Linked DNA regions of Homo sapiens: region 2 is linked to region 1. A link is an interaction called in ENCODE POLR2A ChIA-PET data of the cell type or tissue named here. Cell type or tissue: HepG2. All regions are shown on one strand. Links, peaks and the distances in the headings refer to the core of each region. The heading gives the core; the rest is flanking DNA.

The links. ChIA-PET counts read pairs that join two places held together with the same protein. Peaks named below come from ENCODE experiments on the same cell type or tissue, not always from the same donor. Only the 100,000 strongest peaks of a DNase experiment are listed, where the experiment ranks them.
Region 2: POLR2A ChIA-PET joins it to region 1 with 6 read pairs; 3 of 35 experiments call an interaction of 5 or more read pairs at or near these places.

The regions. Positions count from the first base shown.
Region 1 is chr2:43,572,171-43,588,551 of GRCh38, reverse strand. It overlaps THADA (THADA armadillo repeat containing), which reads left to right. Exons shown (of 38, transcript NM_022065.5): 5 at 1,550-1,698; 6 at 1,818-1,850; 7 at 2,103-2,151; 8 at 6,624-6,811; 9 at 9,945-10,039; 10 at 11,310-11,530; 11 at 13,525-14,216; 12 at 15,560-15,738. Among named protein-coding and RNA genes, the nearest start is that of THADA, 16 kb to the left of the region's middle. RefSeq lists a silencer at 5,827-6,046. In HepG2, for the core only: no CTCF peak of the experiment used is centred there; no DNase peak of the experiment used is centred there.
Region 2 is chr2:43,495,748-43,510,375 of GRCh38, reverse strand. It overlaps THADA (THADA armadillo repeat containing), which reads left to right. Exons shown (of 38, transcript NM_022065.5): 23 at 1,596-1,728; 24 at 4,641-4,754; 25 at 11,421-11,543. Among named protein-coding and RNA genes, the nearest start is that of THADA, 93 kb to the left of the region's middle. In HepG2, for the core only: no CTCF peak of the experiment used is centred there; a DNase peak (open chromatin) is centred at 2,965.

The DNA of each region.
Region 1 (16,381 bases), core at 5,526-10,525:
ACATTTTCTTGTTAGAATGTTTTCTTGATTTATAAGACTTCTCTATAGATCATATGCCAAATACATTCCTTTGTTACTTGTCTTTAACTTTCTCATGGTGTCTTGTCTTTACAAAAATTAAAATATTATTTTGGTTATCAATTCAGCTAATTTTTGTGTATGTAGATTTCTGAGTTTTATACCTTGCTATATGTGCTTTCTGTAATACAAGATTATTTAAAACATTATTTGCAGGCCTTATACTATTTTTTTTTTTTTTGCTCAACTTTTATGTCCATCTGGAATTAAGCTTTGAATGTAGTGTGAGGTAGGGATTCAATTTAGTTTTCTTTTTTATATGGGGAACCACTTACCCAAACTGTTGAATCGTCCATCTTTGCCCACATATTTGGAATGCCACCTTATTGTGTTATATGTTCACATATATACATGGGTTTGATTTCTGAGTTAGGTCCAATTATTCATACACCAACACCACACTTTTATTTACTATAGTTTGATAAAGTGTTTTAATTATATGTCAGTGTTAAGTCATCCCTCTAGTGACTCTTCTTATTCTGAATATTCCCATTTTTGAATTATTTTCTTCCAGAAAAACTTTGAACTGTCCAGTTATATTTAAAACAAAGCCAATCAGTTTTGATGTATATAAATTGAGGCAAAATTGATATGTTTAATTTACTCATTTGATAAATTTTTATTGACTGCCTACTGTGTTTCAGCACTCTTCTAGGAACTGGGGGTAGAATGAATGAAACAGTCCAGAATGGAGGTTACATTCTAAGGGGAAGATAGAAAATAGACAAAATAAATAAGTAACATTTATAGGATATTAGATGGCATGAGTGCTATCTAAAAGCGGGAAGGAAGGAAAGGGGACATAAAGGATGGGGTGAGGGTTACAATTTAAAATATTATGGTCACTTCATATAGCTTTGCTCAGACATGATAAGGTAATTGAGATTGACCTGAAAGGGATGAGGCAGTGATTGCTGGGTATATTTGAAGGAAGAGTATTTTGGATGGAGGAAACAGCAGAAGCAAAGACTGGTATGTCAGAACAGAGCAAGGCCATGTAGCTAGAGCTAAGTGAACAAAGATCAAGATGAGGTCAGGATTGTGATAGATGCCATTTTAAAAATCAAGAAAAGAAAAAAAATAAATAAAGATGAGGTCAGGAGCTAATGGTAGTGCCAGATTGTATCGGGAGGACCTTGTAGGTCACTGTAAACACTTCAACTAGTACTTTAACCGAGAAGGATATTGTTGGAGGTTTTAGTAAGAGAAGTGACATGGTGTTTTAACGGTGTCACTCTGCCTGTTCTGTTGAGAATAATCTGGGAGATGGGAGAGAAGCAAGGTGGAAGCAGGGAGACCAGATGTGCTGACAAGCCAGGAAATTCGAGTGATGGTAGTGTGTAGTTGTAGTTTTCTGGCTGTATTTTGAAGATTTAGTTCAGTATTCCCACATTTGTATGATTCTCTTCCCTCTCCACATATTCTGGGGCTATTAGATTGTCAGATTTTTAATATTTGTTTCTTTTTCTAGCTCACTAAATAGCCTGCCTGATTTTTTTCTACCTGAGGCTATGCACCGTTTTACTTCTCGTCTTCAGGAAGAATTGAATACTACTGACTTATACTCTTACAGGAAAGTTACTGACAATATTTCTTCCTGTATGGAGAACTTTAACTTGGGTAAGGCTGCACTTTTCTAGTCCTTTTTCTGGCTAACCCCTCTCATCACATCATAGTTTTTAAATGACATTGATTTTGGTCGTGAAACTCCTTACCAGTGTTCATTTTTTCCTCTACAGGTAGAGCAAGTGTTAATAATCTGCTTAAAAATGGTAAGTCCTATTATTTTATTTTGTTCCATGAGTTGATGGCTTGTATGAGTCATTTTGGAACTGGCTCTTTTAAGTTTCTTGGTAATAGGTAGAGCATTGTAGATAACTTAGGTACATCATGACCCTTCCTTTTAAATTTTTGTTTCCATATCATGATATCATTTTGGATAACAGTGATATAAAATATTTTATTTTATTGAAATTGAGCTTCACAGTTTTAAATTCTTATTTGTCATATTCTTTTTGTTTCAGTGCTTCATTTTCTGCAGAAGAGTTTAATTGAAATCCTGGAAGAAAATAGGCAAGTGCTATATGTTGGCATTTGTGTGTGCACACTTGCAGTTGTACATTATCTTTGTACAAAGAAAAATTTAAAAGTCTCAGAATGTGATCTTTTCATCCCTTTTCATTAATATTATCACTTTTATATTTTTTTTGAGATGGGGTCTTGCTGTGTCACCCAGGCTGTAGTGCAGTGGTGTGATCATAGCTCGCTGCAGCCTCAACCTCCTGGGCTCAAGTGTTTGTATCACCTCAGCTTCCCACGTAGCTGGGACTACAGGCATGCACCACCACACCCAGATAGTTTTTTTTATTTTTTTGGAGACAGAGTCTCACTATGTTGCCCAGGCTGGTCTTAAACTACTGGACTGAAGTAATGTGCCCGCTTTAGCCTCCCGAAGTGTTGAGATTACAGGCGTTAGTCACTATGCCCAGCCCCTTTCTCCATTAATATTAGACCCAATTATTTAAAATTTTTTTTAGAGGTTTGATATTTAATTTTAATAAATTCAAAGTTTTTATATTTGAACTTTATTAAAATATTTAAATGAAAAATTAAAAATTTAATAAATTGTTATGAGAATAAGTGAAAGAACTCTTTTCCTCACCTGAGTGTGTTCCTTTTTCATAGCATCCTGTTTTATTTTGTGAGTGAAATATCCTCTGTTACTTCTCTGAGGATATATTCATGATAGTTTTTTTGTTTTTTATCATCTTTACATAGTCTTTGTTTCTTCCAAGTTGCTTTTTTCTGTTTGCTGGTTTTGTTCAGTATATTTCTTATTAGAAGCTTTCCTCAGAAGTCTGGTGATCCTTGGCTGGGCAATTATGTATTTCTTTCTATCTATCTATCTATCTATCTATCTATCTATCTATCTATCTATCTACATTTTTTTTTCTTTGTGACAGGGTCTCATTCTGTTACCCAGGCTTGAGTACAGTGGTACAATCTTGGCTCACTGCACCTCTACCTCCCTGGGTTCAAGTGATACTCCCACCTCAGTCTCCCAAGTAGCTGGGACTACAGGTGCCCGCCACCATGCTTGGCTAATTTTTTTTTTTTTTTTTTTTTTGTAGGAATGAGGTCTCACTATAATGCCCAGGCTAGTCTTGAACTCATTGGCTCAAGTGATCCTCCCTCCTTGGCTCCCAAAGTGCTAGGATTATAGGTGTGAGCCACTGTGCCCAGCCAGGGTAGTCATGTTTAATAACGGGACACCAAGGATTGATTTGAATGTCTGCGCCTATTGAGTGGAGTTGACTGCAGGTTTTATTGTAGGCTAGTCTAGCTGAGCTCTTTCTTGGGGTAACTCTTCCTTGGGGAAACCTAAAGATGTCAGTACGTTTAAATCTTTTTGCTTAGGTACTGGATTTGCCACGGAAGACTCTTCCAAACCATTGTCTTAATATTCTGGTTGCTGAGTGAGGGAAGAAGGCTGAGGTCTCAGTATTTGGCGTGCACTGTGCATGTATTTACCTAATTCTCCTTTTTGTAATATGTTGCTGCCTTATCTGTGTGTGCTATCTTCCTTTCCAAACACCTGTTTTACCTTTTCTAAAGATAAACAAGTTGTCTGCTGGCTCGGAGGTATTCAGTCTTCCTGTCTTCAATCCTTTATTTACCTCCACATCAAGGAGTACCTAGTGCCAACAGTTTCTGAGCCATTTGGGACTACAAATCAAATGGCTTCTGGGCTTGTTCCCTGGCTTAGTATCCACTTTTCTTGATTCTGCTGTCAGTTATCACTCATCCATCTGCTTTGCAGCTTCTGAAATACTATTGTTATTGTCTTGTTGCATATTGGTTGCCTTTAAGAATTTATCTTTTTACGTTTTCAATCCCATGGCTGTTGGTTTGAGGAGGTTCTGGGAGAGAGGAGAAATAATACCTGTACATCTTCTTTCACTCAGGGTAGCCTTTTTCCACAGCAGGAGCTCTTTGTCTCTTTTTCTCCTTTTTGGCTCTTCTTTTTATGCTCATCGTGTAAAGGTGGGTTCTGTCCTTTTTATTTTGTTCGTTTGAACTGCTTAATAATGTCCACTTTGGTGTCAGCCACCACCTATGTACTCAGGATTCCCAAATTTATTACTCCAAGTTAGATCTCTTTCCTGAGTGGTAGACTGATGGACATCAGTTGACAGTTAACTTGTGGACATCTCAGCTTGGATGTTTTACAGGTACCTCAAATTCAGGGCGTCCAAAAGAAAGGAAAATTTATTTTTTTAAAAAAGTCTTTTCCTGTAGCCCCAGGTAACCTCTATTCTACTTCCTGTCTTTTTGAATTTGCCTATTCTAGGTGATTCTTATGAATCATGTAGGATTTGTCCTTTTGTGTCAGGCTTATTTCATTTATTTTTCCTTTTTTTTTTTTTTTTTTTTTTAATTGAGACAAGCTCTGGCTCTGTCACCCAAGCTGGAGTGCAGGATTTTGGCTCACTGCAATCTCTGCCTCCCAAGCCCAAGTGATCCTTCCACCTCAGCCTCTGGAGTAGCTGGGCCCACAGACGTCCGCCACTATGCCCTGTTTTTTATATTTTTGGTAGAAATATGGTTTTACCGTGTTGCCCTGGCTGGTTTCAAACTCTTAAGCGCAAGCAGTCCCCCTGCCCCAGTCCCCCAAAGTGCTGGGATTACAGGCGTGTTTTCGAGGGTCTTCCACGTTTGTAGCATATATCAGAATTTCATTCCTTTTTGTGGCCGAATAATATCCCATTGTATGTTTAGACCACATGTTAATCAATCTGTCGATGGACAATTTGATCTGTTTCTACCTTTAGGCTATTGTGAATAATGCTGCTATAAACATTGATATACAAGTATATCTTTGAGTCTCTGCTTTTAGCTCTTTTGGGTATATACGTAGGAGTGGAATCATAAGATAATTCTATATTTAACTTTTTGAGGAACTACCAAGTTGTTTTTCCTAACTTTTGCCTTAATAGGATTATTCTGTGTTTTGCTGTGTTGAGAACTGAGAGGTAAGGACAGAAGCTGCGAGAGACCAGTTAGGAGGCTATGGCAATAACCCAAGGGAGAGATGAGAGTGGCTCAGGCCAAGATGTAGCAGTGGAGTTGGTCTGATTCTAGATGTATTTTGAAGGTAGAACCAACAGGATTTTCTTATAGATGAGATGGAGAGGAGAGGTGGCAAGGATGATTACAATGTTTTTGTAGGATAAAGATGCAGCAGGTACAGCAGATTTGGAGTTGAAGATAAGTTCACTCATTTAGAGATGTCTGTTAGACATCCAAGTAAAAATATCAGGAAGTTAGATATACCAGAAAGGAATTAGACAGAGAGGTCTGGGTTAGAGATAAAAATTTGGGAATTATCAGCATGTAGATTATAATTTAAAGCTGATGAGCTAAAAGAGATCAGCAAAGGAGAGAATTAGATGGAGAAAAGAAGAGGAATAAAGACTGAGTCCTGGACATTCCTAACATAAAAAGATCAGGGAGAAGAGGATGAATTAGTGAAGGTATCCGAGAAGGAGTGCTGGTGAAGTAGGGGAAAATCTGCGAGAGCCTGGCATTTTAGAAGTCAGGGAGAGGCTGGGCATGGTTGTTCACGCCTGTAATCTCAGCACTTTGGGAGGGCGAGGCAGGTGGATCACTTGAGGTCAGGAGTTTGAGACCAGCCTGGCCAACATGGTGAAACCCCTGTCTCTACTAAAAATATAAAAATCAGCTGGGCATGATGGCTTGCTTGTAATCCCAGCTACTTGGGAGGATGAGGCAGGAGAATCGCTTGAACCCGGGAGGTGGAGGTTGCAGTGAGCCCAGATTGCACCACTGCACTCCAGCCTGGGTGACAGAGGGGGAGACTCTGTCTCAAAAAAAAAAAAAAAAGCCAGGGAGGGAAAATATATCAATGTTGAGAGAGTGTTCAAGTTTGTAAGTTATGTCATTTTTTTTTTTTTTTAAGATGGTGTCTTGCTCTCTCACCCAGGCTGGAGTGCAGTAGTGCCATCTCGGCTCACTGCAGCCTCCACCTCTGGGGTTCAAGCGATTCTCCTGCCTCAGCCCCCTGAGTAGCTGGGATTACGGGCATGTGCCACCACACCTGGCTAATTTTTGTATTTTTACTAGAGACATGGTTTCGCCATGTTGGCCAAGCTGGTCCCAAACTCCAGACCTCAAATGATCTACCTGTCTCGGCCTACCAAAGTGCTGGGATTACAAGTGTGAGCCACTTCGCCCAGACTGAGTTCTGTCATTCATTCTTGATTTCTTATCTTTGCCCTAAAAGAAGTGAAGTTAGTTATTGGCTGAGAAAGAGGGACATGTAGATTAAGTTAACAGTGTTGAAAGTTTGCAATTAATGTCTACATAATTGGAATGTTTATAGGAATGGAAGAGAGAGGAATAAATTATCATAATTTAAAATTGATTTTGGGCCTTTGAGGAATGTATTTATTTTGCTGATAATTAGAAATGTTCACACTTTTGTTTGAATTTCCTTTTGTAATAATGTCTTTTCTTCTTTATAGAAAATGTGCTGGAAATCATATTATTCAAACACAGTTGATGAATGACTTACTGGTAGGCATTAGAGTTTCAATGATGTTAGTACAGAAAGTACAAGATTTCCAGGGAAATCTTTGGAAGACTTCCGATTCTCCCATATGGCAAAATATGTGTGGATTGCTGAGTATTTTTACCAAGGTTTTAAGCGATGGTAAGTGTAACAAATTATATACAAATGATATATAATTGACAGTTAAAATTGAGTGTCAATCAGCTTTTCCTACTAATAGTGTGAAATGTGATACTTAACTGAGATGTGGAATGTGTCCTTACTCAGCCTCTCAAAAATGGAGGGAGGCCCTGGACTACATGGTTTTTTTTTTTTTTCTTTTCTTTTTTTTTTTTTTTGAGACCGAATCTCACTGTGCTGCCCAGGCTGGAGTGTAGTGGCGTGATGTTTATTCACTGCAACCTCTGCATGTTGGGTTTCACATCCCAGGTTCAAGCGATTCTCGTGCCTCCGCTTCTGAGTAGCTGGGATTATAGGAGGGTACCACCACACCTGACTAATTTTTTGTATTTTTAATAGAGAAAGGGTTTTGCCATGTTGGCCAGGCTGTTCTGGAACTCCTGGCCTCAAGTAACCTGCTTACCGTGGCCTCCCAAGGTGCTGGGATTACAGGTGTGAGCCACTGTGCCCAGCCTGGGTGACTGAGTTCTATTTCTTGCCTTGGAAGATAGGTTCAAGGGTGATCACTTTTTAATAATTTATTAAGCTGTAAATTTGTTTTCTGTCACTTTTTTGGAATCTGTGGTTTATTATTATAATAAGATTAACGAAAAAGTGACACCTAACACAAGTATTTATATAAAAAGTTGAATTATCCTTTCTCTCTTCACCTCCCATTCTATATGGTAATATATGTTTGAATGTAACTTAATTAAAAACATGCTAATGGGATCTCTTTAGAGCTCTTGTTAGTGAAAAACAATAACTGACTCTGGTTTTGCTAGGCTGATTGGAAGACAATAGCATCTCATTGTTTGTGTTTTTTGGTTTTTTTTTTTGTCTGAGATGGAGTCTCTCTTTGTCGCCCACACTGGAGTGCAGTGGCGTGATCTTGGCTCACTGCAACCTCTGCCTCCCAGATTCAAGCGATTTTCTTGCCTCAGCCTCCCGAGTAGCTGGGATTACAGGCATGCACCACCACGCCTGGCTAATTTTTTTTTTGTATTTTTAATATAGACGGGCTTTCACCATGTTGGCCAGGCTGGTCTGGAACTCCTGACCTCAGGTGATCTGCCCGCCTTGGCCTCCCAAAGTGGCTCAGGTGTGAGCCACCGCGCCTGGCCTCATTGTTTGTGTTTTTAACCCTGGTAATGAAAGTCTTAGCTATATTTTGTCCAATTAGTATTTCTATTTCTCTTTTTGCCTGGGTTCTCAGGTATTAAAAGGAAAGGAAAGTAGTTAAAGTTACTTTTATTAAGACATAACTTACAGAAAACTTTTCAGAGGTTATTTACTTTTTAAAAGAGGACTGTGTTAGTCTAAAAAAAAGATTCTCTAACTAATGAAATGTAGAGAATACATGATTTTAATATGAGGTAACTTCGGCCGGGTGTGGTGGCTCATGCCTGTAATCCCAGCACTTTGGGAGGCCAAGGCGGGCAGATCACGAGGTCAGGAGATTGAGACCATTCTGGCCAACATGATGAAATCCTGTCTAAAATACTAAAAAACTAAAATACAAAAAAAAACATTAGCTGGGCGTGGTGGCGTGCACCTGTAGTTCCAGCTACTCGGGAGGCTGAGGCAGGGGAATCAGTTGAACCCGGGAGACAGAGGTTGCAGTGAGCCAAGATCATGCCACTGCACTCCAGCCTGGCAACAGAGCAAGCCTCCGTCTCAAAAAAAAAAAAAAAAAAAGAAGTAGCTTTTTTTCCGAAAAGTTGATGGCACCTAATCAGTACTATTCTTTTCCAGCATTTTAAAGCTTCATAATCAGTAAAGTGTTTAGCTGCAAGTAACTGAAAACCAAACCTCCTTTCCCACATAACAAGTTCAGAGGCAGGTCATCCAGAACTGGTATAGGCAGTGTACGACCCACACATTTTCTGCTTTTCTGCTGTGCCATCTTCAGCAGGTTGGTTTTCACCCACGTTTGTTGCCTCGTGGTTGCCATATGACTGCTGTAGCTCCAGATGTGTCTTTATTCAAGGCAGGAAGAAGGAAGGCCAGTTGCGTCTTTACTTTTGATCAGGATACTCAAGTGACTGGCTTAAATCCAACTGGCCTGAACCCTCTTATATGCCTACCTTTAGTTGCAAAGAAGATTGAAGAAGCAAGTATCCTGCTTTTGGCTGGGCATGTGGCTTCCCCAATCAAAGTCACAGTTTTCTTATCAGTGATGAAGGGCAGAGTGGATATTTAGTACGTAGTTTATGATGTCATAAAGAAGTGTTACTTCTTTCCCCAGGTTGAACAACTCACCATGGTATTAGAGGCTAATAGAGATAAAACAAAAAGAAGATACCAAGTCAAAACTGTTTGGTTGCTATGGGTACAGTGTCAGTGCTAGCAAAGTTTGTAATTAGCACTTACCTACATTCTTTATACAAGCCCTGAAATCTCTTTTTGAAAAAGTCTGTGTATATGGTGATTGGGATACAGAGGCATTGGTGGAGGGGAGGGGACAGGTGGTGTTGCTGTTAGGTGTTTTGGGAAGCAATAGTTGGCGAGGAAGAAAGTGTATGTTAGAGGAGAGAGGAAGGAATCACGTTTATTGAGTATCTATATGCTGGGCTTAAAAGCCTTTATATTCAGCCGGGCACAGTGGCTCATGCCTGTAATCCCAACACTTTGGGAGGCCGAGGCAGGCGGATCACAAGGTCAAGAGATCGAGACCATCATGGCCAACGTGGTGAAACCCCATCTCTACTAAAGATACAAAAATTAGCTGGGTGTGGTGGCACGCGCCTGTAGTCCCAGCTACTTGGGAGGCTGAGGCAGGAGAATCGCCTGAACCCAGGAAGTAGAGGTTGCAGTGAGCTGAGGTCACGCTACTACACTCCAGCCTGTCAACAGAGTGAGACTCCTTCTAAAAAGCGTTTATGTTCATTATTCATCTAAACCTGACACTGCCTCAGTTAAGAGTTATCCCATTTTACCCAAGAGAAAAGAGAGTCTGTGGGATGTTAAATAACTTAGGTAAGACCTATTCACCCAGGAAGTGGTCAGACTAGAAATTGTACCCAGGCCTATCTGGCTGCTCAGCATCTGCTCTTTCCACTCTACCAGAATATTCATTATTTAACACAAGCTTCTCTCCTTTTTTGCCAAATAGATGATCTGTTACAGACTGTACAGAGCACATCTGGATTAGCTATTATTCTTTTTATTAAGACTATGTTTCACCCGTCTGAAAAGATTCCTCATTTGGTAAGTGCATCTCCTTTTTAGAATTGTACTTTATTGAGAGTTAGGGTATGTTTAAAAAATAATTTTGGCTTGGTGCAGTGGCTCACACTTATAATCCCAACACTTTGGGAGGCCAGGGCAGGAGGGTCACTTGAGGCCAGGAGTTTGAGATTAGCCTGGGGAGTTTAGCTAGACCTTGTCTCTACAAAAAAAAAAAAAGAAAATTTGCTGGGTATGGTGGTGCACAGCTGTAGTCCCAGCTCTTTGAGAGGTTGAGGTAGGAGGATCGCTTGAGCCTAGGAGTTTAAGGCTGCAGTGAGATAAGATTGCACCAGTCTGGGCAACAGAGTGAGACCTTGTCTCTTAAAAAAAAAAAAAATTAAAAATATTTTTAAAGAAGTGAATTAAAATAATTTTTTTTTGCATTGTCTGGTTCCTTCTGATGACCTTTTTCTGTTATAATAAGAGACAATTCCAAAAATTCAGATAAAGCAACAATAACAAAAAGACAATAACAGTCACCTGTAAGTCCATCTCACAAAGATAATCACTATAAACATTTTTGATGTACATTCTTTTAGTTTCTTTTTAGTGCTGTTTGTTCAGTGTCATCTCTCATTAGTATCTTAAAAGATATTTTTAATGTTAAAATTATGCATATCAATGTATAGATATATACACAGTAATAACTTTTCTGATAAATGTATTCTTTATTGAGAATAACCCAAATCATGTGCTTTAGACAGGAAGCATGCTAGATAGAGTCAATTGTTCAGTAAATTTGCTTCTTACAGAAAGTATAATTTGATAATTTAGGCCACAATCCTTGTATTTTTTACTAGTAGATTTCTTTTTTTGCTTGCTATATTGTATGGAAACTTATTTTATCTTTTTACCTGACCTTAGAAAAATATATTATGAGATCACACAAAGTAATTATCTTTGGATAAGTCGAAGATGTTTATTTCTCAAATCACCTCTAAAAGCATTTGTTTAAAAAAAAAATACATACCAAAAAAAAAAAGCAGTTGTTAAGCTTATCCACCTGCAGGTGGCGATGTGTTGTGCTCTGCCAGTACATTCCAACCAGCAAAATCATTCTCGTACTTGATGTAATTTTTTTCCTTTAATACTAATACAATAATCATGACATTTGTGGGTATTTTATCTTTGGATTTAGTCATTTTTCCTAGGATTTTTCAGGGGAAAGAGATGTTTGGGTTTGTATTTTGAAATATCTCTGAAAAGTTTTAAAAGCTTTATGTGTGTTAGCTCTGCTATATTTTTCCAGATTAGCAGTGTGCTGCTTCGTTCAGTGGACTGCACCAGTGTCCCCGAGTGGTTTATGAGCAGCTGCAGGAGCCTCTGTTGTGGTGACATCTCTCAGTCAGCTGTCTTATTCCTCTGTCAGGGGACACTTGCCATGTTGGACTGGCAGAACGGAAGCATGGGTCGGAGTGGGGAGGCCCTGCTCTTGGATACTGCACATGTTTTGTTCACCTTGAGTTCACAGTGAGTTTTGATGCTATCGTCTCATATTTTGTTTCACTTGTAAGACATTTAGAAGATGCAGTCCAAAAGCTGGAGTGGCTTGTGCCTCTAATCCCAGCTACCCTCCCAGTAGGCTGAGGCAAGAGGATCACTTGAGGCCAGGAGTTCAAAACCAGCCTTGGTGACATAGTGAGACTGTGTCTGTACAAAACTTTTAAAACTTAGCTGGGTGTGGTGGCATGCGCCTGTAGTCTCAGCTACGTGGGAGGCTGAGGTGAGAACATTGCTTGAGCCCAGGAGGCCGAGGATGCAGTGAGATATGATTGTGCCACTGCACTCAAGCCTGGGCGACAGAGTGAGATCCTGTCTTAAAAAAATAAATAAATAAAATTATTGCTGCAGGTTAGCCTGTAAAGAACATTTCTAAAATTAATTTTTAACATTTTCAATGTTATCGTTTTTAAAAACTATAAAAATTTTTATATGTATAGTGTTTTAGAATTTATAAAGAACTTCAACATAGGTAATCTAATGTGATCCTCAAATGGCTACTATATAGGATAAGAAATCTAATTTGTTGAATGGGCAAAGGGAGGCTTAGAAAAGTAAATGCTTACCTGAGACCATATTGCTAATAAGAACCTGAAACAGCAATCTTAGAAGGTCTTCTGACTTCATGGGGCTGTATTTTGTATTTTTGTGGTGTTTTTGCCATAATGGCTGAAAGTGATCATGTATATGAAATGTCGAAACATATATACAGCTTGATAATACTGAACATATGAATAAAGGAGGAAAACTAAAATAATTTTTTACATATTTGAGCTATATTATGCAATTCATAAATTTGAAGTGTACAATTCAGTTTATTAGTTTATTCACAGAGTTGTACAACCACCAGCATTTCTAAAATTAATTTTTAATATTCTCTTTGCTATATTTTTTCTTTAAAAATTTTTTTCCTGAAATTTGTTTTTAGCATCATTTTTTAAAACTATAAAAGTTTCTACATGTGTAGTGCTTTAGAATTTATGAAGCACTTTAACATAGGTAATCTAAAGTGATCCTTATCAACATTTCTGAAATGAAGTTTTAACATCTTAAAAGTTAATTCAAACAACTTTAGAATATTTTTATCACAGAGAAGCCCCATTCCCCCAACCATCTCCAACACTTGGCTTTCCTTATCTTTTAAATTACATGTGTAGGCCGGGCATGGTGGCTCAAGCCTGTAATCCCAGGCTTGCAGATCTCAGGCAGGTGGATCACTTGAGGTCAGGAGTTCAAGACCAGCCTGGTCAACATGGTGAAACCCTGTCTCTACTAAAAATACAAAAAATTATCTAGGCATGGGGGCATGCGCCTGTAATCCCAGCTACTGAGGCGGCTGAGGCAGGAGAATCGCTTGAACCTGGGAGGCAGGGGTTGCAGTGAGCCGAGATCGCACCACTGCACTCCAGCCTGGGTGACAGCAAGACCCTGTCTCAAATAAATAAATAAATAAATAACTTGTGTAATCATCACAGTCAAGGTAGTGAATATTTCCATCATCCCCCAAATTTCCCTATGTCCCTTCCTGGACTATTATTATTTTTGAGACAAAGTCTCGCTTTGTCACCCAGGCTGGAGTGTAGTGGCATGAGCACAGCTCATTGCAGTCTCACTCCTGAGCTCAAGCAATCCTCCCACCTCAGCTTCCCAAGTAGCTGGGACTGTAGGTGTGTGTCACCACACCCAGCTAAATTTTTAAATTTTTTATAGAGATGGGGTTTCACTATATTGCCTAGGCTGATCTTGAACTGCTTTCTGGATTATTTTTTACAAGGTAAAAAGAATCATATACAAATTTGAGATCTGTTTTGGCTTTACTTGTAGTTTTTTGTTCTTGTAAATTTAATAATTGAAATTTGTGGTCATTCTGTGTATTTAATATTTTTAAAGTCTAAATTGTTATAAAATGAAATTTCTTTTACTAATCAGTTTACAATAATGGCTCATGGCTCATTTTTCTTCAGGATTAAAGAGCCAACGCTGGAAATGTTTCTGTCTAGAATCTTAGCATCCTGGACTAATTCAGCCATACAAGTCCTTGAATCAAGTTCCCCGAGCCTAACGGACAGCCTGAATGGGAATTCAAGTATAGTTGGGAGACTTTTGGAATATGTCTATACCCATTGGGAACATCCATTGGATGCTCTGAGACACCAAACCAAAATCATGTTCAAAAACCTTCTCCAAATGCACCGGCTCACTGTGGAAGGTGCAGATTTCGTCCCTGATCCTTTCTTTGTGGAATTGACTGAGAGTCTTTTACGATTGGAATGGCATATTAAAGGAAAGTACACGTGCCTTGGTTGTTTGGTAGAGTGCATAGGAGTTGAACATATTTTGGCTATAGATAAAACTATTCCATCTCAAATCTTAGAGGTGATGGGAGACCAGTCATTGGTACCTTATGCAAGTGACCTCTTGGAAACCATGTTTAGAAATCATAAGAGTCATTTGAAATCCCAGACTGCTGAGAGTTCTTGGATTGACCAGTGGCATGAGACTTGGGTTTCTCCTCTCCTTTTTATATTGTGTGAAGGAAACTTGGATCAAAAATCTTACGTGATTGATTATTACTTGCCAAAATTATTAAGTTACAGCCCTGAAAGCTTACAGTACATGGTAAAGATTCTTCAGACTTCTATTGATGCTAAAACTGGTAAGAAAAATGCATTTTTGTTTTAGTAGTTTCTAATTATGATGCTTAAATGTAGGTAGCTATGCAGATACTAATCATATTCAAATTTAAATATCACTTCTATAAATAGTAAAGGAAGAGATTAATGATAGATGTTTCAGTTTGAAACGAATGTTCCTATATATAGCTGAATGGAGTTTTTTGGCTGAAGTCATTTCTACAAGCTAAAGAATAATTCCACTTAAAATGATAAACTTTCCTGTATTACAAGGTTTTAATTCATTTTTTCAAGTTCTGAATTTATTTTATTGTATCACTGAAATAAAAGTTTGTGTGTCTTATATAATGTGCTTATTCAAGTCATTGAGACAATAATTAAAAATTGTGTTAGGCAAGGTTAAAGACAGGTAACTTGGCAGTAGCAAGTTTTTTTCTCTGGGGAAGTGACAAAATTCAGAGGCATGATCTCAAGAAATAGCCATCTATAGTTATTTAGAATAGGGGTAAACATCCCATTGAAACTCACAAACCCTACAGGAATCACTGCATTCAAGCATAATTCAGGATGTGTAAAGTGATGATCATGACACATCATATAAATCTTAAAATTATTACATTCTGTTTAACAAAGCAAGAATGTAGTATCGTACAGCATAATTTTAAGAAATATTTTCAACTAAAATTGTTAAAAACGTTCAGTACTTCAAAGAGTAACCATGAGGTAGCAGGAAAATTTGATTCCTGTATGCAAAAATAAGCCATTATTTGTAATTTTTGACAACACTTGTTCTTGAGTTTTTGAAAAGCCATCTGAAATTCAGGATTCAAGAATCTGTTCTGAAGTAAGGTTGTCTTTATTTTTATATCAAGCTGCCCTGTCTTCTTGGTAATGGCTGACGTCCTAGCCTCTGAAACCAGCAGGCTCTTTGTGTTCCTTTTTTAATCTTTACTAGTGAGAAACAGCCACTCTAAAATATGCAGAGAGGTTCAGTGTTTACTTTTAGAGAAGTAATAGTCTGTAGCCACTGATGTGCTTATTTCTCCACCTGATTTTATTTCCTGATTTGCTGCCTGATTCCCTTTCTAGGTGTTAGGGAAAAAGCAAAAATGTTAGCAGGTAAATAATGATTTGTTTATGTTAACGATAAGAGAATTATGCTTACTTGAAATGATTGACAAAAGGGCAAATCATATTAAATAATGATTATTTTAGAATAGGAACTTTAATTTGTGTTAGAAATGAGTTTAAAATGTGATTTTTATTTATTGAAATAAAATGTTAATTGGAAACATGAAAATTAGCAGCTGATAATTATAGTAGTCATTGCATAATACAGTAATGGTCTTTGTTATTGTGCTTTCAGGACAAGAGCAATCTTTCCCATCCTTAGGGTCTTGTAATAGCAGGGGGGCTCTGGGAGCTTTGATGGCATGTCTGCGAATAGCTAGAGCTCATGGACATCTTCAGTCTGCAACTGATACCTGGGAGAACCTCGTGTCTGATGCAAGAATAAAGCAAGGCTTAATTCATCAGCATTGCCAAGTAAGTAAAGAAAATTACCTGGATTTGTACATGCAGTAGATCCCTTTCATGTAGCAGTTCAATATAGAGGCCCCTACATTGTATCCTGAACTGTTTTAGGGAGTTCATAAAGAGAATGAGTAGAAACCCTAGTCTCCCAACTAAACTTTCAGTAGGCCCTTTCTTCAAGCTACTGAAAGTTTAGTTGAGGATGTAAGAAAACTTACATAAAACAACTGGAAACTCTTAGAACTGACAATACAGATACAAGCATGCCATCATGTGCCCTTAAATACATAAGGACTCGCTTGGAAGGCTCAGAAGAGACTGATCAGAGCAGGTGGTGCTTGATTAGGAAAGTGATAGATATGATTAGAAAAGAGGAAGCCTTGGAGCAGCATACAAAATGGAGGGACCCAAATGAGCAAGGTCTGGAGGATGATTAAGAACATTGCTTATCAGGGGTGGAGTGTTTTGGACATTTTTTGGAAAGGCCTAATGCTAGGCTAAAGACTTAGTTGGTTCCCAGGCACCAGCTGGTTTTACTAAGCTAAACCAAAGCTACTCTGTTTTCAGCAAGGAGTTACATTAGTGGAAACGTGAGTTTCCAGAGTGGGAGCAGAAAGAAACCAGGAAACCAGTTAGAAGTGTCTGGCAGTAATTT
Region 2 (14,628 bases), core at 29-5,028, 73 kb after region 1:
TTGTGTATATGTATATCACATATATTTAAAAGTAGAGAGAATAATAAGCGACCTTTACCCATCATCCAAATTCAATAGTGATCAAAGTTGAGTCACAACTGCTTCATCTATCCCTTTTTATTGTTGTTTGCTGAAGTATTCTAAAACACATCCCCGATTTGTGATTTTTATTCCTATGTACTCAGTATGCATCTCTAAAAATATGGAAACTTTGTTCCATGTTCACAGTGCAGTGGCACATTTTATAAAGAATTTCTTGATGTTATCTATTATCTAGTACGTATATAAATTTCCTCTGTTACTTGACAGTGTCTGTTTTACATTTCATTGTTCAAATCAAGATCTAAGCAAGGTTCACACACTACATTTGGTTGTTATGTCTCTGAATCTTTTTTAATCTAGTGGTTGGGAGTTTTGATAGCTGGTTTTGGTGGCTGAGGACAGGAGTGTCGAAGAAGCAAGGGTGAGGTGATGGATTTTAAGATATGCTAAAAGGAAATCTTTAGAATCACAGAGCCTGCTAGTAGTAGGGAGATGTAATTGTAACTTTTATGACTGAAATAATATTTTTAGGCCCATGTCAAACTTTAAAAAATGCCTCCTTTAAAGTAGTCTTATTTATATATTTTGTTCTATGTGAAACATATAGCTGAATCTGAGTTGCTATTTAGAATGTTTAGTCAGTAACTGAAGTTATCTGTTTTACACCAAACTAGAATAAAGAAAAAAAAATCCCAATGTTCCTAAGAGATCTAATTCTCACTGTAAATTGGAAATCAGTTATCTTTCTGCAACTTTTCTTCCTCAACTTAAAAAAGAGTGTTTTTCCTTTGGACTTTATCTGTAAATTTTCATATATTAATTTCAGTTAAAACCAGGTACTACCTTGCTAAGATAATTGTGTCTACCTACCACTGAATTTGGTATTCCTTGGGCAATGTTATACAGTCTAGTAGGGCATACATTTAAAAATTTTATAAAAATTAAATGTACTTGAGCACTCTAAGATAGCGCTTAATGTAATAATGCAGAAGCTCACTGATGTAATGTTCAAATCGCCTCAAAATGTTTATGCCTCTTCCCAGATAAATTGCTTTAATTCTCCAGAGGATCTGGTTGAAAATTTTGTGGTAGGCCTCATTTTGAGAGAGATGAAAATGATTACTAAAATACAGTTTAAAATGTGTTTTCTTTGAATATGTGTAATCCCTATAAACATAGAACATAAATTATAGTAAACTATAAACTTATATTCTCTTTGTTGGAAATCTTGAGTTGTATAGTATGAAATATCTGTGAGACCATGATCAACCTTTTCCTGAATATTTTGAGTGTGGATGCAAACCCATGTATCAAAATTTATTTTGCAGACAAGACACATGCTTTAAACACTGCAGTTGTTAGAAATGAAATCTTTAGATCTTAAGACCCATAATAAAGAGGAAAGTAGGTGAAAAGTATGAGACATGTTTTAGTTTCACCCCCACTCAATATAAGGATATTTATTATTTACTAACAGTGTAAATGTGCATCAATAGTTTGTACTTTTAACTTTGATACCTAATTCCGAATATTTGATTATATATGCCTTTTAGGTGCCCAAATGTGAGTCTGCAAAAGCTGCCAGAACAGTGGCTATGGAGTGTTTTAGAGGAAATTAAATGCAGTGATCCTTCATCTAAACTCTGTGCTACAAGGCGCAGTGCTGGAATTCCTTTCTACATACAGGTATTTATCTGTAGGACCCTAGCTGTTTGTTTATATTTGTCTTTTGATGATAGTGTATCCTAACCTGTTTGACGTGTGAGTGAGCGTATTACACATAAAGGACATTTCTGTCTTTTCAGCACCATAGCATTTGTGGCTTTGTTTTAATGTGGGGATGGTGTGTTCCTGTGACAAGATCTGTTCTTGGAACAAACCCTCTAAAAGGTCAATCTTGTAATATAAACAGAGGGTGGTATAAATTTCTGTCTGTGTATTAAGTAGGCAGACATCACTGTGGCACAGTCATTGCTCACTTCCAGGAAGTGCACATGTTACCCCACCACCCCACTGTATTTTTTTTTAAAAATAGTCTTCCTTTCATCTCAAGACCTTCAATACTCTCTGTAGGCAACCAGTGTTAACATTTTCTTTTCAATTCTCCTATAAAACGTCCATCCATAAAATAATCATGATCATAATAGTAGCTGACATTTATTAGTGGTTATTTCACCTCATTAACTCCTTCCCTGTACCCTATTATCATCCATATATTCTAGATGAAGAGACTGGGGTTTAGGTACGTTAAGTGACTTACCAAAGGCCACAGAGACAGTAAGAACTGAGTTAAGACTTGAGCCCAGGCAGCCTGACTCCCGAACCTCTCTGCATATGAGAATATGTGTGTGCGAGTCCGTTTTCCTTTTGAACACATATGAAAACATACACACTGCTTGCTCTTTGATTTCACTTAGTATTATACCTTAAAGATTGCTTCATATCAGCACATTTAGATATGGCTATTGATGGGAAAATATTTTATTTAGAAATTAAGACTGTTACCTTCATGAACCCAAAGAATAAAAACCAGTGTCTTCACAATACTAAATCAGACCCCATCCTGAAAGACCTTTGGTTAATATATAGTAAGATTAAATCCGGGAATATGGTGGTATAATAAAAGCACTGAAAATAAATGGAATGAAGTCTCTGATTTTTTTCATGCCCCTACATTTTTTCCTTATCTTTCTTACTCCTCCCTCAAATTCCTAAAATCCCTTTATGATTTTTTGGTGACAGTGGGCATCAGTTGCAGAGGTTGTTGACAGAGATCATTGAAGTAGTTCTGCTGAATGGATTTTGGTGACCTTCAGAAATCAACTTTTATTTGATCTGACCCATTCTGTATCAGTGTGTTTCATTCTCCTGCCTCTAATTCACTCTGACCTTGTGTTTTTACGTGTCATTTGTCTGTCTGAGATCAAATGTTAAGACAGGATCAAGGTCTCACTGCATATTTGTGCAGTGTGCTTCTTTCAGCTCTGGTGCCCAACTTATACTAAGTATTGGTCATAATGAGTAATCAGTAGGTGTACTTTCTTACCCTAGCCTTGGCAAGAATGCCATAACTTTACCTAGCTCTTTGGGAGAAAAAAGCCGTGGTTCCCTGAAGTCATTTTAGTAATTGAATGTAGCTTTTTTTTAGTTGAATGAAGTCTAAATTTTTTTTTAAAAATCTGCTTAAAGAGAGTCTTCATTTCTCTTAGCGTGACTTACTAATAAAGTTATATTCCTGTTTTGGTGGAAATCTGCTTAGTGTTAGCTATGGAAAAGAACTGTCTACTTAGTTTGTGAGTTTACCTTTTGTGTAGACAGATTAAAAAATATTTTCAATATAGACATAAAGTTTTTTTGAATAGTCATTTAAAAAATATATGTTATCTGAGCCTAAATAAACTATGAGAAATTTCTTCTAAATCAAACTATTTTTTGTATGTCTTTATTTTCCTCTTCTGTAGTTTTCAAATGCTTCAGAAGAAGCTAACTAACTTGTAACTTTCACTCTTGAGAGCCAGTAGCTACAAACATGAAAAGTAGACATGGAGAAAGGGAGTCTGGGAATGTGACTAAAGTGACATTTTTTAACAGCTTTATTGAGATGTAATTCACATACTATATAGTCACCCTTTTAAAGTGTACAATTCAGTGGTTTTCAGTATATTCACAGAGGTGTACAACCATTATTTAGTTTTAGAACATCAACCCATGAAACCTCCCATACTCATTAGCAGTCACTTCCCATTTCTCTCTACCCCTGCCACTCAGCCCTAGGCAATCACTAATCTACCTTCCAGATCTATACATTTGCCCTTTCTGGACATTTCATATATATGGAATCATACAGTATACGATCTTTTGTGTGTGGCTTCTTTCACTTATCGTAATGTTTTCAGAGTTCATCCATGTTGTAATATATATTAGTACCTCATTCCTTTTTATTGCCTCAAGTGGCTTAATACCCTATTTTTATGTTTATTGGACATCGGCAAAGTGTTAGATACAAAGTAAGTAAGAAGCTACTGAAAATTTCAAATATAGGACCTCTTTGGTGTTTGCAGTATTTCTTTTTGTTCCATGGAGTTTCAAATGCTTTGATTTGATTAGTCCTCCAAGTAATGATTCTTTTGTGAAGAATTAACTAACTGCTTCATCTCCAGGGAGGCTTAACATTCTTACAAGAATTTTAATCCAGAGATTTTTTGCTTTTTAAGTAAAGAGAATTTTCTTGTTAGATAAATTTGTTACTGAAACTGATTTGTTTATTTTATCAGAGCTGCCACCTACTTAGGATTCTTAAGGAGTTGTCAATAAGAGCCATTTTTTGGCCTTTTAGAATTATAAAATTTAATGAGCAAAGTGGAAGTGACCTTAGAGATGACATGATTTCACCTTCACCTAAATTTAGCGATGAAGAATCTGTAGGTTCAACTGTGAGGTTAAACCACTTGCCCACGGCCACATGGCTTAATTAACTTTCTTTGATAACCACATGTTTTTATTAAGGGGATTTTGCATTTTGGGATTGATCCAGGGAAGCAGCAAACAAGTATATGTAAACTAAGAACCCTGTTAATTTTTGCATTCTTTTTCCATAGGCACTGTTGGCATCTGAACCAAAGAAAGGCAGAATGGATTTGTTGAAAATAACAATGAAAGAGTTAATCTCTTTGGCTGGGCCTACAGATGACATACAGAGTACAGTCCCCCAGGTAATCATGGAAATACACAAACCCTCCAGTGTTGTTTTTTGTTTTGTTTTGTTTTTCACTTTTTTCAAGACGGCTGTTACCGTCTTGTTACCCAGGCTGGAGTACAGTGGCGCGATCTCAGCTCACTGCAACCTTCGCCTCCCAGGTTCAAGCAATTCTTCTGCCTCAGCCGCCTGCAGTTGTTTTAAATCTTTGCTTTATTTTTTAACAAAAAGTTTCTGCTGGAGATAAAGAACTCTTGAACATTGGACAGACATTTGAAGCTTGTTTGAATAGTTTTTCTCTCCTTCTTTTTTTTTTGTCTTTACCATCCACAAAATAAACCGTTGCTTTAGTTGAATATATTAATCAAAGCAAACAATTTTTAAACTCTGGTGAAAACATCCAGCTTATATAAGATATTTTATAATACTGTTGCATCTATGAATTTGAAAGTGCATATGCTAGCACTTTAGAATTTCATGTGTGCTTCTTTGCGTTGATGTACATTTTGTAACTCAGCAGTTGAAAATTTCCTTTAAATATGGTATCTACCTTTTGGGGTGTTCATATTTTACTAGCATTTAGTTCCTTTTAGTCACTACCTACATATATGAAGTTAAAGCACTCCTCATAGCTCCACTTCACCACTAGGGAGTAAATATTAATAACTATCAAGTACTGCTTGTACGTTATAGTCTGGACTTCCTCAGTTAATGCTTCATAGTAGGACACTCCTTTTTGGTTTGTTTGTTTTTTGAGACAGAGTCTCACTCTGTTGCTCATGCTGGAGTGCAGTGGTGCGATCGTGGCTCACTGCAACCTCCGCCTCCTGGGTTCAAGCGATTCCCATGCCTCAGCCTCCTCAGTAGCTGGAATTACAGGCATGGGCCGCCATGCCTGGCAAATCAGCTGAGGTCAGGAGTTTGAGACCAGGCCCAATCACCTGTTGGCCAGGTTGGTCTCGAACTCCTGACCTCAGGGATCTGCCTGCCTTGGCCTTCCAAAGTGCTAGGATTACAGGTGTGAGCCACCATGCCCAGCCTATAGTAGGACACTCCTACCCAACTGTAAAGGGCCATGCTAGGTCAGGGAACAGATTGAGAGCTGAAGTTTACAATCAAGTACGATAAGTACATATGATTTTATTTCAGAACCTGTGGGAGGTGTTAAAGAGAGCCCACAGGCCAGAATGAGGACTGTGGAAAAGAAAGGGGATTTTATGTTTATTGGATATTGGCAAAGTGTTAGATAAAGGGAGCCCATGGGCCAGAATGTGGACTGTGGGAAAGAATCCCCATTCTTTTCCACAGTCATATGGAACATAGTCATATGGCACATAGTGGCCAGTACCCATAGATATGAAATGTCTTTATTTCTTTAAAAAATTGACTGAAATGTTGTTAATCACCATTCAAAAATGATCACTTCAAGACATTTTTCAGTGAAATGTGAAAAAAATGTAATTGGTTCTATTTTCCTAGACTATCACTTTTAAAAAGTACATGTTGAGTATCTTTTATCTGAAATGCTGGGGACCAGAAGTGTTTCAGAGTTCAGTTTTTTTTTTTATTATTTTGGCATATTTGCATTATACTGAACAGGTCAGCATCTCTAATCTGAAAATCTAAAATGCTCCAATTAGCATTTCCTTAGAATGTCATGTCCGTGCTTTAAAAAGTTTCAGATTTTGGAGCTTTTTTGATTTCAGATTTTTGGATTTGGGATGCTCTACCTGTGCTATTTTTATAAGAACATCTAAAAATAATGGGGCTTGGTTTTAACGAGTGCTGGATAATTATTGCCCTACTCTACTTCAAGGTGATTAATGGCATTTTAGTGATCATTTTTATGAAATTGGTGAGATTTAAAAATTTTGTCTCTGACCAGTCTTCTAAGCTTTTTTAGTTGATAATTTGCTTTCCTTCTCCCCTCCCAGGGTTCATTTCTTTATTATTTTTATTATGTATCTTTGAAATATTTCAGTATACAGAAATGTATAGTGAATAATGAACATATTTGAAACCAGTTCCAGTTTAAAAAATTAAACATTACAGAGACCGTTAGTTATGCTGTGGATTCTTCCACATCTCATTCCCGTTTATTCCTCCTCAGTTATAATCACTAACCCAAATTAGTGACTATCATTCCCAAGCATTTTCATCATACTTTTATCTCCTTTTACATGAATGTTGTTTTCGACACTTTTTATACTTTGCTTTTGTCAATCAACATTATATTTTAAGATTAGTAAGCTCCTGTTCAGCCCCTGTTCACTTTCATTTCTGAACAGTATTTTATTCTATTTCATTTCATCCCTTCTGTGAATGGACATTTAGGTTGTTTCCCGTTTTCTTCTATTACAAACAATGCTGAAACAAACATTCTTGTGTGTCTCCTTACACACGTGAGTGTTTCTCCAGGTTATATACCTAGAAGTAGAATTGCAGGGTTGTAGGGTACACACATATTCAATCTGATGCTGTTATGTTGTCTCCAAAGTGGTTGAACTAATTTATATTCCTGCCAGCAGAGTATAAGAGTTTCCATTGCTTATCAACACCTTTGTATTATCAGACTTTTACAGTTTTTGACTTTCTGCTTAGTGTGAAATGGTGTTTTCTAGTTTTATTTTGCATCTTTCTTATTACTAGTTAGCTTTAACATCTTTTCATATGTTTATTAGCCTTTTGGTTTATATATGAAAGTTGTCTGTTGAAAGACTTTGCTTACTTTAATATTGGTTATTTGTCCCTTCATTTTTGTTTTGTAGGAGTTGGATTTTTATTGTTGTTTCAAAAATATTTTCTTGATATTGATTTCTTTTTGATTATTTGAATTACATATATATTCTCCCAAACTATGTTTTCTCTTTTTACTTTGTGGTCTCTATTATTATGTAGATATTTTTAATTTTAATAAAATAGAATAGGTCAGCTTTCTCCTTTATGGTTGTACATTTGGATCTTATTTCAGAAATTATACCCCAAGATGGGAAAGACATTTTATATTTTCTTTCTTTTTTCTTTTTCTTTCTTTCTTTTTTTTTTTTTTTTTTGAGACGAGGTCTCACTCTGTGGCCTAGGCTGGAGGGCAGTGGCACGATCTCAGCTCACTGCAACCTCTGCCTTCCAGGTTCAAGCGATTCTCCTGCCTCAGCCTCCTGAGTAACTGGCATTATAGACTTCTGCCACCATGCCCTGATAATTTTTATATTTTTAGTAGAGACGAGGTTTTGCCATGTTGACCAGGCTAGTCTCGAACTCCTGACCTCAGGTGATTCTCCCGCCTTGGCCTCCCAAAGTGCTGGGATTACCGGCGTGAGCCACCACACCTGACTGAGAAAGATATTTTATATTTTCTTTTAAAAGTTTTCAAGTTTTACTTGTCATAATTTTATGTAAATGAAACCATATTATTATTTTTTACTGATAGGATCTTGCTCTGTCACCCAGGCTGGAGTGCGTGCAAGTCTTTATATTACCTGTAATTTGTCTTTGTTTAGTGTAAAATAAAATAATTTAATGTTTGCCATTTGGATAACTAATACAGAGACATTTCTGTTATAACACATCCTTTTCTTCTTGATTTATACTGCGTCTGTTATGTGTTTTCATAGATAGGTGGTTCTGTTTCTGTGCTGTCTATTAATCTATCTTTGGAGCAAAACCACAGTTTTATTTTTGTTTCAACTTTTTTGAGATGGAGTCTCTCTCTGTCACCCAGGCTGGAGTGCAGTGGTGTGATCTCGGCTCACTGCAACCTTCACCACCTGGGTTCAAGCTATTCTCCCACCTCAGCCTCCTGAGTAGCTGGGATTACAGGCATGTGCCACCACTCCCAGCTAATTTTTGTATTTTTAGTAGAGATGGGGTTTCACCACGTTGGCCAGACTGGTCTTGAACTCCTGACCTCAAGTGATCTGCCCGCTAAGGCCTCCCAAAGTGCTGGGATTACAGGCGTGAGCCACCACACCTGGCCTAAAACCACTAGTTTAATTATTATGTCTTTATAAAAAGTTAGAATATCTGGCAAGGTGAATCTCTCTTTTTTTGTTTTCCCTTCAGAATGACCTTGGGTATGTTTGTCCTATTGCTGTTCCATAAAAATTTTAGAATTAGCTTGTTAAACTCAATAAAAAGCCCTTTTGGAATTTTGGTTAGAATTTAAATGTATTGATTTATTTGGGAAAAATTATCTTTTTAAGTATTGAATCTTCCATGAGCATGGCTTATTTCTCCATTTATTCAGATCATTTAATGTCATTTATTATTTTTTAAACTAATTCCCATAAAAGTCTCTCTTTTTTTTTTTTTTTTTTTTTTTTTTTTTTTTGGAGTTGGAGTTTCGCTTTTGTTGCCCAGGTTCGAGTGCAATGGTGCAATCTTGGCTCACTGCAACCTCCGCCTCCTGGGTTCAAGCAATCCTCCTGCCTCAGCCTCCTGAGTAGCCGGGATTACAGGCGTGCACCACCACGCCCAGCTAATTTTTTTATTTTTAGTAGAGACAGGATTTCACCATGTTGGCCGGGCTGGTTTTGAACTCCTGACCTCAGGTGATCCACCTACTTCAGCTTCCCAAAGTGCTGGGATCACAGGCTTGAGCCACCATGCCTGGCCCATAAACGTCTTATAGATTATTTTTGAGATTTATTTCTAATGTCTTTTTTTTTGCAATTATGAATGGTACTTTTAAAAGATTATATTATCTGTTGCTGTTTGAGAAGAATGCAGTTAATTTTTGGGTTATAATTGTGCTTGTATTCAGCAGCCTATCAGAATTGCTGTAACACAGCAAATGACTTACCTGTAAATTCTTTTGGATTTGTTTTATGGATAATCATACCTTTGACAAATAATGCTAAGTTTGTTTTAACTTTCTATTTTTTAGTTTTTTCAAAACAGTTTTTATTGTACTTTGCTGCTGGAACCTGTAGTAAAGTTTGGTATAGAAAGAGAGATAGCAGGCATCCTTATGTTGTTTCTGATCAATCTGCTGCAATTTTTAATCTACCCAGTATCTTATTAAGGAAATTGAATTTTATTGAATATTTTTTGCATCTTTTTAGATAAATATGTTTTCTTCTAGAAAATGCAGATGTCATGAATTGTATTGATTTTTCAATTTATCTTTGCATTCTTGCATATCTCACTGGTTTTGTGAGTGAGACTGGCCTGTGGTTTTCCTTTTTGTGCTGTGCCTGTCCTGTCTTTTTAAATATGCATCTTTTGATGGAATTATAGTACATATACAGACAAGTGTACAAACCATATGTGTACCTCAGTACAGTTTCACAAAGTGAACACATTTGTGCAGCCATCAAGAAATAGAACATTTCTAGCAACTGAAAGCCCCCTCTTGCTCTCTTCCAGTCCACATCCTTCTCTCCAAGAGTAACCACTAGCCTAACTTCCAATACTCTAGTTTTAGTTTTATCTTTTTTTTGAGTTTTACATAAATGAGACCATACATTATTATTATTTTTTTATTTTAGAGACGGGATCTTGTTCTGTCACTCAGGCTTGAGTGGAGTGGTACAGTCTTAGCTCATTGTAGCTTCAAACTCTTTGATAATATTTTTTATTTGTGCCTTATTTCTCTTCTCTCTTCTTGGTTAGTCATGTCAGGGGTTTATTTCTGTTTCAGAGAATCAGCTTTTGGGTTTGTTAATGCTCTTAGTTGTGTTTTTGCTATTTTAAAAGTTTCTGCTCTAAATTTTTATTTTCTTTCTGTGTTTCAAGTTTATTGTTGACTTATTTTCTCTTGACTTAATTCGTCACTTACCACAATCATTCTAGTCATTTAAAAAAATAGAAGCATTTGAGATGTACATTTTTTTTTGAATTTCACTTAAGCTGCATCCTACAAGTATTGATATGTAGGTAGCGTCTTCAAAATATTTAAAAAAAAAAATTTGACCAGTGTTTAATGTGCTTGAAAATGTGCCGATTTTAAGCATTTTTTTAGGCCGGGTGCGCTGGCTCACACCTATAATGCCATCACTTTGGGAGGCCAAGGCAGGTGGATCACCTGAGATCAGGAGTTCAAGACCAGCCTGGCCAACATGTTGAAACCCTGTCTCTACTAATTATACAAAACTTAGCCGGCCGTGGTGGCACATATCTGTAATCGCAGCTACTCGGGAGGCTGAGGCAGGAGAATCGCTTGAACCTGGGAGGTGGAGGTTGTAGTGAGCCGAGACTGTGCCATTCTGTTCCAGCCTGGGCGACAAGAGTGAAACTCCATCTAATAAAATAAAATAAAATAAAAAATAAAGTTTTTTTTAAAGTTTCTTAATTCCATGGTGATCAGAGCATAATCTATAAGTTATTAATTACTTGGTATTTGTTGAGACTTTATTTGTGGCTAGGTATGAGGGATTTTAGAAAATAAATGTTTCATGTGTGCTCGAAAAGAATGTGTTGTCTCTGTATTTTAGGTGCAGGCTTCTACATATGTCCATTGGATCAAACTTTTTTATAGCATTGTTTGAATCTTACTAATTTTTTGTAAAATGGTTTATCAGCTACTGGATGTGTTTTATTAAATCTGCTATTTCATTTGCGGATTATCCATTTCTTGTAATTCAGTAAATTTTTTGTTTTGAAGCTGTACTATTGGATATGTGTAGATTTAGAATTAGCCATGGTTTTCAACCCACAACTAATTTTGAACTTCTTGTTTTAGGTTCATGCTTTAAATATCCTTAGAGCATTGTTCAGAGATACGCGCCTGGGAGAAAATATTATTCCTTATGTTGCTGATGGAGCTAAGGCTGCAATTCTGGGTTTTACATCACCGGTCTGGGCAGTAAGTGCTGTCACTATTTATTTTCATTGATTTAATTATGCTTCTGAGTAGGTTTTAATAAACTAATCTTTCACTGGGTGATAAAAAATATTTCCTGCCCTTTACCATGAATTTTCTTAGAAATCTTTGGATCAAGCTACATTTTTGATTCTTGATATTTCATGGTTCCATTTTCACTCATTTGTTGGCTTGTTAGCCATCTTTCTTTTTTTTTTAATTTTATTGATTGCTTTAGGGTTTACAGTATGTATGTTTGACTGATCACAGACTACTCTCAAGTGATATTACACCATGTCACTTAAAGTATAAGAACTTAATAATAGTGCACTTCTGTTTCTCTCCTCCCAATCTATGTGCTGTTATTGTTACACATTTTACTTTTATGTGTGTTGTAAACTTACACTACATTGTTGTTATTTTTCTTTAAATAGCCAGTTATATTTCTTTTCAATTTACCACTTTAACCGTTTTTTTAAGTATATACAATGCAGTGGCATTATGTGCATTCACAACAACATTTATCAGCACTGTGCATTTCTGGAACATTTTCATCATCCCGAGCAGAAGCTCTGTACTCATTAAACACTAACTCCCATCTCTCATCTCCCTCACCCCTAGTAACCTCTATTCTCCTTTCTGTCTCTGTGGATTTGCCTGGTCTAATACCTCATATAAATGGAATCGTACAATATTTGTCCTTATGTTATTGGCTTCTTTCATGTAGTATATGAAGGGTTGATCCATACTGTGTGGGGTGGGGGGCTGTGTGTGTATATTGGTTTATCAGTATACACACATCCCACATTTTCTTTTTTTAATTTTTATTTAAGTTCCAGGATACATGTGTAGAATGTGCAGGTTTTTTACATAGATATAAGCGTGCCATGGTGGTTTGCTGCACCTACCAACCTGTCATCTAGTTTTTTGTTTGTTTGTTTGTTTTTAATTGAGTTGGAGTCTTGCTCTGTCACCCAGGCTGGAGTGCAGTGGTGTGATCTCAGCTCACTGCAACCTCTGCTTCCTGGGTTCAAGTGATTCTTTTGCCTCAGCCTCCCGAGTAGCTGGGACTACAAGTGGATGCCACCACACCCAGCTAATTTTTGTATTTTTGGTAGAGAGAGGGTTTCACTATGTTAGCCAGGCTGGTCTCGAACTCCTGACCTCGTGATCTGCCCACCTTGGCCTCCCAAAGTGTTGGGATTACAGGCATGAGCCATAACGCTCAGCCTGTCATCTAGGTTTTAAGCCCGGCATGCATTAGCTATTTGTCCTGATGTTCTCCCTCCCTTCCTGACTCCAACAGGCCCTGGTGTGTGTTGTTCCCCTTTCTGTGTCTATGTGTTCTCACTGTTCAGCTCCCAATTATGAGTGAGGACATGCAGTGTTTGGTTTTCTGTTCCTGTGTTAGTTTGCTGAGGATGATGGCTTCTAGCCTCATCCATGTCCCTGCAAAGGACATGATCTCATTCCTTTTTATGGCTGAATAGTATTCCATGGTGTATATGTACTACATTTTCTTTATCCAGTCTATCATTGATGGGCATTTGGTTTGGGTCCATGTCTTTGCTATTGTAAATAGTGCTGCAATAAACATATGTTTCATATATCTTTATAGTCGAATGATTTATATTCCTTTGGGTATATATCCAGTAATGGCATTGTTGGGTCAAATGGTATTTCTGGTTCTAGATCCTTGAGGAATCACCACACTGTCTTCCACAGTGGTTGAACTAATTTACATTTCCACCAACAGTGTAAAAGTTTTCCTATTTCTCCACAGCCTTACCAGCATCTGTTGTTTCTTGACTTTTTAGTAATCACCATTCTGACTGGCGTGAGATGGTATCTCATTGTGGTTTTGATTTGTATTTCTCTAATCATCAGTGATGTTGAACTACCACATTTTCTTTATCCAAATTCATCTGTTGATGGACGTTTAGGTTGTTTCCACTTTTTGGCTATTATGAATAATGCTGCAATGAATTATAATGTATAAATTATCTGAGTCATTTTAGTTCTTTTGGGTATATCATATGGTAATTCCATGTTTAACTTTTTGAGGAATGAACAAACTTCTTCCCCAGCAGCAGCACCATTTTATACTCCCATCAGCCATGCACAAGTTCCAGTTTGTTTAGATCTTTACCAATACTCGTTATCTTTTTTTTTTTGATAATAGCCATCTTAATGGGTGTGAAGTGGCATCTCATTCTGATTTTGATTTGCATTTCCCTAATGATTAATTATGTTGATCTGGAAACAAAACAACTCTGAGCGTATAAATGTGTCTGTATTTTGGATGCTGTGGACTCTGCTGTTAGTATGTTAAGTTAGTGCTACAAATAAACTCTATCAAAAGTTTGAAAAAACGAGACACTCGCAAAACATTGAAATGGAAGAGGTTAAATACTGAGTCGCATTTTCTTTTGTAATATGTTCACTGTCCAGAAGCATTTTGATTCAAAACTTTAAAGATAATGGGCAATACCCAGTACAATTGTTGGATTTAAGAAAGTAATTTTTCGTGTGTTTTCTTATGATTTCTGGGAGAAACATTATAGTTTGTTTTCCTATATCATGTCTTCTAGAGTAAGGAGAATAATTATAGATGCTTGAAATGTGGCTTAAAGTAAAAAGTCTGGCAAAGGGAGAAGAGAAAAGAAGCTAGATCTTAATACATTACCTGCAGAGTGGAGTATTTACTAGAAAGTCAGGCTTTCCAGTTAGTAAGCTGCACAAACCATTTCTTACCTGTATGATAAGCCTCTAATTGAGAGTAAGTATTTTGCAGTGAAAGCCAAAGGCACAGACTCCCATTGTGAAGAGGAATCCTTTGAGGTTGCCAACTCTTGCCTAGAAAATTGTGCGTCTTCCTGTAAGAGATACACACTTCTGGAATTCTGTCTAAGAGCATTGCATAACTACTCTTGAGGACACAGAGTTTACCTTTTATACTTACAGGAAGTAGAGCAATGCCTTTATACTGTCAGTAGAGTCAGAGAGGTAGGAATGTGGCTTGACCATCAGGAATACTGGAGATCATAAAAGTGATTGTCAGAAATATCAATATTGCTTTCTTGAAGCC